Regions from separate parts of the Homo sapiens genome. Here region 2 is linked to region 1. The links are chromatin contacts, found by Hi-C or POLR2A ChIA-PET in ENCODE. All regions are on one chromosome and are shown on one strand. Each heading gives the region's core, a stretch centred on a gene start or an enhancer-like site at or near the end of the contact. The rest is flanking DNA. Distances are from core to core; before and after follow the strand shown. Region 1 overlaps ATG7 (autophagy related 7). Region 2 overlaps VGLL4 (vestigial like family member 4).

What was found. A loop is a pair of places that touch in the nucleus more often than their neighbours do. ChIA-PET counts read pairs that join two places held with the same protein, here RNA polymerase II (POLR2A). Pooled maps may share reads with other maps.
Region 2: a map of naive thymus-derived CD4-positive, alpha-beta T cell shows a loop between it and region 1 (9-fold over the local background). The contact joins two enhancer-like sites. A Hi-C loop is called at or near these places in 1 of 168 maps with a recorded cell type or tissue (naive thymus-derived CD4-positive, alpha-beta T cell) and 10 of 50 pooled maps. POLR2A ChIA-PET finds 5 or more read pairs at or near these places in 3 of 52 experiments (activated CD4-positive, alpha-beta T cell, activated T-cell and activated naive CD4-positive, alpha-beta T cell).

Annotation. Positions count from the first base shown.
Region 1 is chr3:11,288,489-11,294,080 of GRCh38, reverse strand. The region is part of intron 3 of ATG7 (autophagy related 7); the gene reads right to left. It also overlaps the pseudogene RPL13AP27. Among named protein-coding and RNA genes, the nearest start is that of ATG7, 19 kb to the right of the region's middle. RefSeq lists enhancers at 2,670-2,799, 4,304-5,503 and a silencer at 3,995-4,044. Within about 2 kb of position 2,045, at least 2 of the 41 ENCODE cell types and tissues checked have a DNase peak (open chromatin) inside an H3K27ac peak, as active enhancers do.
Region 2 is chr3:11,622,698-11,628,289 of GRCh38, reverse strand. All of the region lies in intron 1 of VGLL4 (vestigial like family member 4), which reads left to right. Among named protein-coding and RNA genes, the nearest start is that of VGLL4, 18 kb to the left of the region's middle. RefSeq lists an enhancer at 3,785-3,834. Within about 2 kb of position 3,394, at least 4 of the 41 ENCODE cell types and tissues checked have a DNase peak (open chromatin) inside an H3K27ac peak, as active enhancers do.

The sequences.
Region 1 (5,592 bases), core at 796-3,295:
ATGCTCAGCCCTCTCCTCAGTCATTCATTTTCTTTCTTTCTTTTTCTTTTTTTTTTTTTTTTTGAGACGGAGTCCTGCTCTGTCGCCCAGGCTGGAGTGCAATGGTGCAATTTCAGCTCACAGCAACCTCGGCCTCCCAGGTTCAAGCGATTCTCCTGCCTCAGCCTCCCAAGTAGCTGGGACTACAGGTGTGTGTCACCATGCCCGGCTAATGTTTTTTTTTTTCTCTCGATACGGAGTCTTGCTCTGTTGCCCAGGCTGGAGTGCAGTGGCATGATCTCGGCTCACTGAAACCTCTGCCTCCTGGGTTCACGTGATTCTCCTGCCTCAGACTCCCAAGTAGCTGGGATTACAGGCGTGAGCCACCATGCCTGGCCCTAATGTTTTGTATTTTTTAGTAGAGACAGGTTTCGCTACATTGGTCAGGCTAGTCTCAAACTCCTGACCTCAAGTGATCCGCCTGCCTTGATGTACCAAAGTGCTGGGATTACAGATGTGAGCCACCCCGCCCGGCCAGTCATTCACTTTCTTTCTTTTTTTTTTTTTTTTTGAGACAGAGTCTCATTCTGTCATCCAGGCTGGAGTGTAGTGGCACGATCTCGGCTCACTTCAACTTTCACCTCCCGGGTTCAAGTGATTCTCCTGCCTCAGCCTCTTGAGTAGCTGGGATTACAGGCATGCACCACCGCACCCGGCTAATTTTTTATATTTTTGGGAGAGATGGGGTTTCACCATGTTAGACAGGCTGGTCTCAAACTCCTGACCTCAAGCAATCTGCTCGCCTTGGCCTCCTAAAGTGCTGGGATTACAGGCGTGAGCCACCACACCCGGCCAAATCATTCACTTTCTACAACAAGTTCTGTCTGTATGCCAATGAATCTCAGGACTGTACTTCTAGCTCTAACCTCTAAACATATATTTAAGTGTCCTTTAAAGCCAGGACTTAGATTCCTCAGAATCTCAAATTCAACAAATCCAAAATTCAACATATATTTTCCCTAAATTCTGCCCCTTTCTCTGTATTTCCTAGTTTGCTTAATAGTATCACCTTAATTCAAGGAAGAAATTTCAAAGTCATCTTCAATTTTTCTCTCTCTCAACGCAATAAAGCACTAATTCCTAGAAGCTCAACCTTAAACAGTCCTCTGGAATGAGATGAAGGTTAACAGTTACTGAACACAGACCAAAACTAGGCACAGCAGCAAGGGTTGTTCAATTGAATTCAATTCTCTCAGAAGCCCTAAGGAATAGCTCCAATTTTATAGAGGAAGAAACTGAGGTTCCAAGAAGTAAGAAATTCACACAAGGAGGCTGGGTGTGGTGTGAATTCAATTCTCTCAGAAGCCCTAAGGAATAGCTCCAATTTTATAGAGGAAGAAACTGAGGTTCCAAGAAGTAAGAAATTCACACAAGGAGGCTGGGTGTGGTGGGAATTCAATTCTCTCAGAAGCCCTAAGGAATAGCTCCAATTTTATAGAGGAAGAAACTGAGGTTCCAAGAAGTAAGAAATTCACACAAGGAGGCTGGGTGTGGTGGCTCACGCCTGTAATCCTAGCACTTTGGGAGGCCAAGGCGGGCAGATCACCTGAGGTCAAGAGCTCGAGACCAGCCTGACAAACATGGTGAAACCCCATCTCTACTAAAAATACAAAAATTACCCAGGTGTGGTGGTGCACGCCTGTAATCCCAGCTATTTGGGAGGCTGACGCAGGAGAATTGTTTGAACCCAGGAGGCGGAGGTTGCAGTGAGCCAAGATGGAGATCGTGCCACTGCACTCCAGCCTGGGCAACAGAGCGAGACTCTGTCTCCAAAAAAAAAAAAAAAAGAAAGAAAGAAAGAAAAAAATAAATTCACACAAGGCTATACAGCTAGGAAAGTAGGGGAACCAGGATTCAGCTTCCAGATTCACGCCACTCTGAAGCCCATGCTCCTCATGCAACTTCATGCTTCCTGTCTAGGTCTGCCTGCCTTCTCTCCATTCCCACTGCTACGTGCCAGGCTCCATCATCTCACACCTCGGCTCTTGCAGTGATATACTCACGGGTCACTGCCTTTGGCCCATCTCCTCCAAACAAGGTGACAAACTGCCACCAGGAATGATCTGCACAGGTGGCTCCCTTGTTTAAACAAACAAACGAAAGCTTACTGGCCTTACTACACAGAGAATAAGGTGCTGCAGCCTTAGCCTGCTAGTTTCCTGATCTTCTGCATGGCTGATGTTCCTAGGAAACCTTTCCCCTCTCTACCAGGAAAAGTACTTCTCATCTCACAAGGTCCTTATGAAGCTGTCAGTAACAGTCAGTGGATATTAACAGTTCCCTTCTCAATGGTGACAGATGAACACTTCCATTAGGGCATTTACCACCATGAACTGTGCTTGCTGTTTTGATAATACTGTTAAAAACTATTTAAATAACAGCAGTAGTAATGTCATATTAGTAACTGTTCTTATTAAATGCTCATTCTGTACCAAGCACTACACTAAACAGTTTACATGTTATTCCCTTGACAACCCCAGTGGTAAGATTATGCCTACTTTACTGAAGAGAAAACTGAGACACTGGGAGCTTAAGTAACTTGCCCAGAGTCACACAGGAAGTGGTAGAGCTGAGATGATAACCCGGGTCTGCTAGCTTCAAAGCCCCTGTTCTCGTCACTATATTACACTGCCTTGAAGGAAGAAACTTCTTTTCAGGAACTTTCTACTGCCCATCAGCCTCACACATGCTAAAAAATAACCAATTATTCACAAGCTAACCTCCTCTCCAACAGTCAAAACAAAAAGGCCCTGGCCAGAGCTATCATCCAATGTGGAAGGAAATCAACACAGTTGCAGACAGTGGTACAAAAGGATTTCATCTAAAATCCTCTGTGTGACAGATCATCAAGTCCCTACATATGTCAGTCATCCACAACTTTCTCTTCAAGGACAAATGTAACTTGTTTTCATCATAATTTTGATGACCTGCTAAGGACATCAAGATGGAATTTTACCAGTGCCAGAGAATCACAAAGACAAAAAAGAAAACTCTATTCTACAGCACTTCGGTAGCTGGGTAAAAGCGACTAAGGATGACTACTTAAAAGATAACAGACATGGCCGGGTGAAGTGACTCACGCCTGTAATCCCAGCACTTTGGAGGCTGAGGTGGGTGGATCACTTGGTAAGGAGGTCAAGACCAGCCTGACCAACATGGCGAAACCCCGTCTCCACTAAAAATACAAAAATTAGCCGGGCATGGTGGTGCATGCCTATAATCCCAGCTACTCAGGAGGCTGAGGCAGGAGAACTGCTTGAACCCGGGAGGCAGAGGTTGCAGTGAGCTGAGATCGCACCATTGCACTCCAGCCTGGGCGACAAGGGTGAAACTCTATCTCAAAAAAAAAGAAGATAACAGACATTTTGTATATTAATTGCAGATAGTGGTTCCTGGTGCCTTCAAGGTTGTGCGTCTGAAGCCTAAAATAAAGTCTGCCTACCTGGGGGTGGCTGGTTCATGAGGTTGGCTGGAAGTACCAGGCAGTGACAGCTACCTGGAGGAGAAGAGGAAGGAGAAGGCCAAGATCCACTACCAAAAGTAAAAACAGGCCATGAGGCTGCAGAAACAGGTGGAAGAGAACGTGGAGAAGAAAACTGATAAATACAGAGTTCCTCAAGACCATGGGCTCCTGGTCTGAGCCCAGTAAAGACAGCTTATTCCTCATGCTTGGCCTGGCCTGCCCCTCCTCCATCACCGCGCTGGGATGTGGGGGACCCAGGCGGCAGTCCAGGTGCTGAATGAAGGCAGCCTAGGACTTAGAAAGATGGGAAAGAGGAAAGGGCCTTAGTCACTGCCTTTCTATAAAGTTATTTGAAACAATTCTAGGAGTTGTGCAGACATAATTTGCTTATGACCTACTTGTTCATGAGAGAGTTTTTAAGAACAACTAGTTACTTCTGTTTCAATATTAGCAAAAGTGAGCTGGAACACTAATTGGAGGGGAGCCCTACCCTGTGAATCAGGCATCTATTTCCTACCCGGTCTATACTATAGACTGCAGCTACCAGGATGTGAGAAAACACATGGGGACAATATGAGTTTGCTGTTGTACAAACGTTATTTATAGAAGCATAGACTGGGAAGATGTGCGACCAAAGGGGTTCCAGGTATTGCCCTTATTCCTTCCCTGTACTTTGTAAACAGAACAAATAAACTACTTTTACAGAGAGAGAAAAAAAAGGCCCAGTGCAGTGGTCCATGCCCATAATCCTAACTCTTTGGGAGGCTGAGGCAGGAGGATCGCTTGAGCCCAGGAGTTTGAGACGAGCCTGGGCAACATGGTGAGACCCCATTTCTACAAAAAAAGTTTTAAAATTTGCCGGGCATTGCAGGGCGCATCGGTAGTCCCAACAACTCGGGAAGCTGAGGTAGGAAGATAGCTCGAGCCCACCAGGAGGTTGAGGCTGCAGTGATCCATGATTGCACAAAAGTAATTTGCATAAGAGGCACATCCTTCAAATATTTTCTGACTTATTTGGCCTTAGGGAAATTCTGAACAGAATCCAAGGGCCTATTTCATAAGAGGATATAGTTGATGTTGAGCTGCTGAAACCGTTCCATGACAGGCTGAAAACAGAAAAGTCTTAAGCAACATCAGCATGATGAGGAATCTTCTGGAAATACCTAAACAGGACAATCTATGGTAAAGGTATCACTTAGGAACATACACGTCTATGTAACATCACTACAGCGCTTAAGCTGGAAGGGAAGATTTAAGAAGTAATGGTCGGAGGGGAATTTGGGGGGAAGTGAGTCATAGACAGAGTTATTCATGTGTCACTAATCTAAATCCAAACATTACCTACTTCCTGAAAAAGTAAGGCTTGCCTGTATAACCCTGGACAGTGCAAGTGAAACTTCGGCCTCTGCTTAGCTTAGAAAGATAAAGGATTGTTTCTATCACACTTCAACATTATATTCAGACACAGTCAAGGAAAGAAATTAACATAGGCATCAATGTAAGTGTGTTTCAATTTTATTTCAAACTATTTCAGGATGTGAAACATCCTGAGTTACACAAGATGGGATTGTGTCACTGCCAATTAAACAGGAAAGGTTTTGATAGGGATTCAACACTGTAATGAGCAAGAACTCTAGTGGTGTAAGAAAGCCTGCAGTAGCCAAGAAGTTCAGTCAAGATTAAACTGAAATAGCAGCGTGTGTGGTTAACCAATACAATCCCCCGGGGCTGTGTCTACCACCCAAACTTGGTGCAAATTTCAGACTTTAATGAAAATAAAACTCAGTCACACTCAGCACAAGTAGGAGCTCAGAAAATGTCACTGAATGAGTACTTACCAAAAGTTTCTGTCCACATGGATCTAAATCTTTTGTTTTTTAAGATCAAATCCCCACAGGAAATGTGCAGTGGCGGTTGCCTCCCAAGAAAGCTGCTAGGAGGTGAGGAGAGAGGAGTGTGGGGAGACTTATTTTCACTGCATGACCTTTTTTGCCTCTTAAAGTTTGTATTATGTATATAAAACAATACAGAAATAACTAAAATAATTAAAGAAAAAAGTCCTAACCCAATGGCAAGAAGACAAAGAGAGA
Region 2 (5,592 bases), core at 2,145-4,644, 330 kb before region 1:
CAGCCTCCCAAGTAGCTGGAATCACAGGCATGCACCACCATGCTTGGCTAATTTTGTATTTTTAGTAGAGATGGGGTTTCTCCATGTTGGTCAGGCTGGTCTCGAATTCCCGAACTCAGGTGATCTGCCCACCTTGGCCTCCCAAAGTGCTGGGATTATAGGCATGAGCCACCATGCTGGGCCAATTTGATGTTTTAATACATATTTATGTTGTATAATGATCCAGTCAGTGTAGTTCTTGTATTCATTACCTTATCATTTATTTGTTGTGAGGGCCTTCAGAAGCCTCTCATGTAGCTATTTTAGAATATGCAATCTTTTACTGTTAACCATAGTAATCCTCCTATGCACTAGAGCAGCAGAATTTATTCCTCCTATCTAAAGTAACTTTTGTACTTTAACCTTTTAAAATGTCAGTGCCTAGCAAGATGCTTTGTCCTCTTTCAATGTGTGATATGTTTATATCATCCTCTTTTGAATTTCTGTTGAGTTTATAGTCTGTAATATACATTTGGCAGTTATATCACTTTGTATTTTATTGTCTTTAATGTAAATGTGACTGATGAAAAGCAAACAAATGTAACAACCTACACATCTAAATAAGTAATAGTTACCTTGGAAAATTACACATTTAACGTAATACTGCGATGATCTTATTCTCAGAACATTGATTTTTTTTTTTTTTTTTTTTTTTGAGATGAAGTTTCACTCTTGTCACTCAGGCTGGAGTGCAATGGCACGATCTTGGCTCACTGGAACCTCTGCCTCCTGGGTTCAAGCGATTCACTTCCCTCAGCCTCCTGGGTAGCTGGGATTACAGGCGCCTGCCACCACGCCCGGCTAACCCACGCCCAGCTAATTTTTCTTTTTTTTTAGTAGAGACGGGGTTTCACCATGTTGGCCAGGCTGGTCTCGAACTCCTGACCTTAGATGATCCAACTGCCTCGGCCTCCCAAAGTGCTGGGATTACAGATGTGAGCCACTGCGCCTGGACACATTGATGGTTTTCTCACCAGTGGCCAGTAATTTAAAAACCGACAGAGAGAGAGAGAGAGAGAGTGTGTGTGTGTGTGTGTGTGTGTGTGTGTATAAAACAAACACAGTGCTTACTCCTTGCCATACTTATACATAAGTATGCCTATAAAGTGAAGAGCTAGTTTTTTCTCTGTCATTCTGAAGCCAGTTCCACAAGTGGAGTTTGCAAGTGTCTTTTAATCAGTGGCAATTTTATTTGGAATAGGGTCAAGTCATTCTAGTATGACTACATTTAAGTGATAACACTCGTTTGCATGTTTGCCAAAAAATAATCCAGTTTCACTGCCCCCCACCCCCACCCCCAGCCACCCTATCTAAAATATGAATTCCTTGAGGGCAAGACATCTACCATCTCTTGTGCATCCCTTCCACCATTAGCACTTCTCTGTATTGTGCACATGATTTGAGATCCTAGAGCTCTTTAGAGGGCTGAGACACTTTTGGTTATCATGCTAGGAAGACTGGCTTTGCCTTCCTAGTGCTTGTCTTCCTTTGTTGAGCTTTGCAAACCCATTTATATCACATGGAGTAACGGGCTGTTTGGGAAGTTTCAGCCAACTGTTCTTTACTTCATTTTATGGATGATGTGATACCCATTTTGTCTGTAAGTGGCTTTCTGTAGAATGAATGCCCCATTCTCATTGAAGAGGTGGGATAACCATAGCTCTTAGCCACCACAATGTGTTTAGAGCACTGTTCAGGGAATAGTCATGGTACCTTCAAATATTACTGCCTTTCAAGGTAATGAAATCTCCAGCTCTGCCAGATCTTTTGTGTCATGAGAAAAAACCAAAACAACTTAGTTCCTGCCCATCCAGGGCTTATCTTTGAAGTAATAAGAGGAGAATGAAAGACTTGAAGAAAAGAGTGGCACTTGGATACATTTCCACCCACACAGGTACTTGTTTTGTTTTGACTTTGTGTGGTCTGTTTGTGTGCTTGCAGTGTATTTTTTTGGAAAGGTTGTGTCTTTGAGTTCAAAAGAATTTCCTTTCCGTATTTGATTCAGCTTCCGTATTTGGTTACCACTGCAGTTGTGACAGTTGCTTGACTAATTTTTGCAATGCCCAGGGCTCATTGAGATTCTTGGAAAGGTGAAAAGCCACCATATTTACTCTCTCCAGTGCTGGCTCTCTTTCTGCTATAGCTTTTAAAAGATGATAGTTTCTTTAAGTTAAGATTTTTAACAGCTTTGCTGAGATATAATTCGTACACCATGCCATTCATTCGTTTAAATTATACAATTTAATGGTATTTAATATATTCACAGAGTTGTACAGTTATCACTGGGATCAAAGTTTAGAACATTTTCATCACTCCCGGAAGAAACCTTGACCCGTTTCACTCTCCATTCCCCCGTCCTGCTGGTCCCTGGCAGCCACAGATCTACTTTCTGTCTATATAGATCTGCTTATTCTGGGCATTTCATATAAATGGAATAATACAATATTTGGTCTTTTGTTACTTCATTCCTTTTTATTGCTGAGTAGTAGTTCCTTGTATGGCTGTACCACATTTTATTTACAAAAAAAAAAAATGTTTTTAAAGAAGCAATACTAGCTCCTGGATAAAGGTTGGGTTGAGCAGTTACACAGACTACAATGCTGCCTTCACTAATCTTTAGCTGTGAAAAAGGAAGAGAAAAACATGCCATTTTGTTTGCTGATTTGCACTTGAACCCCAGCAAAATGTCATGGTCCTAACCCTCTGGTGTAACCTGTCTGGAGCAATAGCATGGTTTATTTTTAGAATCTGAGTGACATTTTCTGTTTGGTAATCTGTCTAATTTCAGATGGAGCTATAGATATGGATATAGATAAAATTTGGCATTTTCAAACTTGTACTTTCAAAGACCTTAGAACCAAATGTCATTCAGCTGAAACCATAATGTATTATAAACTACGTCTTCTAGAGTTTTGTTGTCATAGAGGCAAATGAGATGCCAAATGCTAGCAATCCTATTTAGGAGGCCTACTATTAGGATTTAAAAGAAGTGGACTGCCAGAGATGAATTATGTGACACAGATGCTAACATCTAGTTATTATGAGTGATCCATTCTGTCATGAGGTAGCACTTGAAAAACAACCTGGGACAAAAGAACAGGCCTCTGGCACTACTGAATTTTTGGAGAGAGAAACCTTTAGAAGTTAGCATGTGGTTCTTTCTGGACATGTTCATTGCCTTAGTTCTTCTTTTGCAAATATTTTGTAAATATTCATGAAGTGAAATGAGATGTTTGAGAAGGCAGATCTGCAGATCCCCTAAAGAGCATTGTCAGTTATGCTGGGCTGTTCCTACCCTATCCCTCTGTTTACCTGCGGCGGCCTCTCAGAGCGTGATCGTGGTGGCTTTGTGGTGGTTTTAAATGTAATCGTGAGAAGCTAGCTGAGAGAATGCTAGCAGTGTTCCTTCGGATCAAGTTGAGACTAGCTGGTACAGTTAAGCCTAAGTTTCTTTTTGTTTCTTTCCTTGCCCCTCTCATTTTTCTAGACTTTGAGAAATTTACAGTTTGGTAGTTAAGGACTATGTTTGCAAGCCTAATTCAAAGCTTTTGGGGAATGAGTTGTTTTGTTGTGCAAAAGACAAATAGGAAGTATATGACTGTATGCCTTATAGGAATAGAAGGCAGCAGATAGTATAGCTATTTTCCATATGGGGAAACTGAGGCATGGGAGGGTTACTTAATGAAGTCCCTGATCTCTCAAGAGGCAAACATTAAAAAAAAAATTAGAGAAAGACGTCATTATTTGAAAATAGAGGTGAGCCCTCCTAAAGCTGGTCTTGAGCTGTTTCACGTGTTAGTGCTGGCAGGAGGTAACCAGGACGGCCTAAATCTTGCTTTCTGAAACTCGTTCATCAGGCATTTCCTGAGTGGATGTGAGTACTGAGATACATCATCAGTTCTCCCATGTGCCACGTCACTGCTGACACGTCCTTAGAAATGTCTGATGTGGTGTTGGCTGATCTTGGTATTGATCAGTTGTGAAAGTGGAAGAGGCATGAGAAGAGACACCTCTTGGGGCACGCTAAAATGACATATCGTGGGGGTCCCTGGACAACTTTTTATTAGGACTGGAGCCAGACCTAGGAATATGTGTTTTAAATAAGTCTTTTAGGTGATTCTGACGTAGGTCATCCAGGAACTCACTTTGGAAAGCATTGTACTAGACATGAAATAGGAGTGGCTGGATGAAAAACAATAAGGAAAATTTGCCCCGGTGCTGTGGCTCATGCCTGTAATCCCAGCACTTTGGGAGACAGAGGTGGGAGGATCACTTGAGCCCAGGAGTTCGAGACCAGCCTGGGCAACATGGTAAAACCCCATCTCTACAAAAAATACAAAAAATTAACCAAGCGTGGTGGAGGGCACTTGTAGTCCCAGCTGCTCGGGAGGTTGAGGTGGGAGGATCACTTGAGCCTGGGAGGTTGAGGCTGCAATGAATTATGATGGCACCACTGCACTCCAACCTAGGTGACAGAGATCCTGACTCAAAAAAAAAAAAAGAAAATTTTCACAGATTGGTGAAATTAAACTGAGAACCACTTTTGCTTTACATATGAGCTCAGCAGAGCCTTTAAATCACGATCAGGTTTAATTTACTATCTAATTTTCAGAAATACATTTGTCACCTGCAGACAGTTAGACCTAGACAGTTGTAGAAATTTTCAGCATTCCCAACTTACAGAAAACCCTGACAGAAAGAATACACAGCTGACCCTTGAACAATACCATCTGAACTTCGAGGGTCCACTTCGACTCAGGATTTTTTTTCAACCAATTGCAGACAGAAAATATTGCAGGATGTGAAACCCATGTGTGTAGAGGCCCAGCTTCTCCTATAAGCGGGCTCTGCAGAGTGGACTTTGAGACTTGGGTATGTGTGGATTTTGCCATTGGTGGGATTCCTGGAACCAATCCCCTGAGTATATATACCAAAGGATGACTAATTTCTCTTTAGTATACAACACCTAATTTTCACTCTGCTGAAAATAAAATCCTTTGCTGCTTCTGTTCCATGGGCTCTTCCTTCTGTTCCTTCCAGCCAGTCGACAGAGCCTTGATGTGATCCCAGTGGATGACCTGTTAACTTAGTGAGGGGCTTTGATTCTGTGTGGGTTCCTGTGGATGCTAGGATTTGGATATGTATGAGGTGACATCACTTTCTCCTCTGTCACCAGCATTGGAATCCATAACTAAAAGGTGGATGGTGAGTAGCCATCCACCTTTGGCAAGAAAGGTTGCTACCTCAGCTATTTAAGATATTTGCTCAAATACCAAGTATGTAAGTAAATGGGTAATTCCAAGCTGGAACAGCCCAAGGAAGCGTAAGAAAGGAAATACAAGAGCCTTTCCAGGTTTCAGTTCTCAGTCCAACAGATGGAAGCCTCTCAGTTACATGAGCTCACATCTGTCTCTCTGATTTGACAGAGCTCGTGCCATCAAAACTGGAATTGCTAATTCTATAATCCCTCGAAAGCATAATTGAAGTGAGACTGACAAAGAGCTACACCCTAAAGGTTAATGGCGCAGAGAGAATAAGGGGCCTAGAGAACTA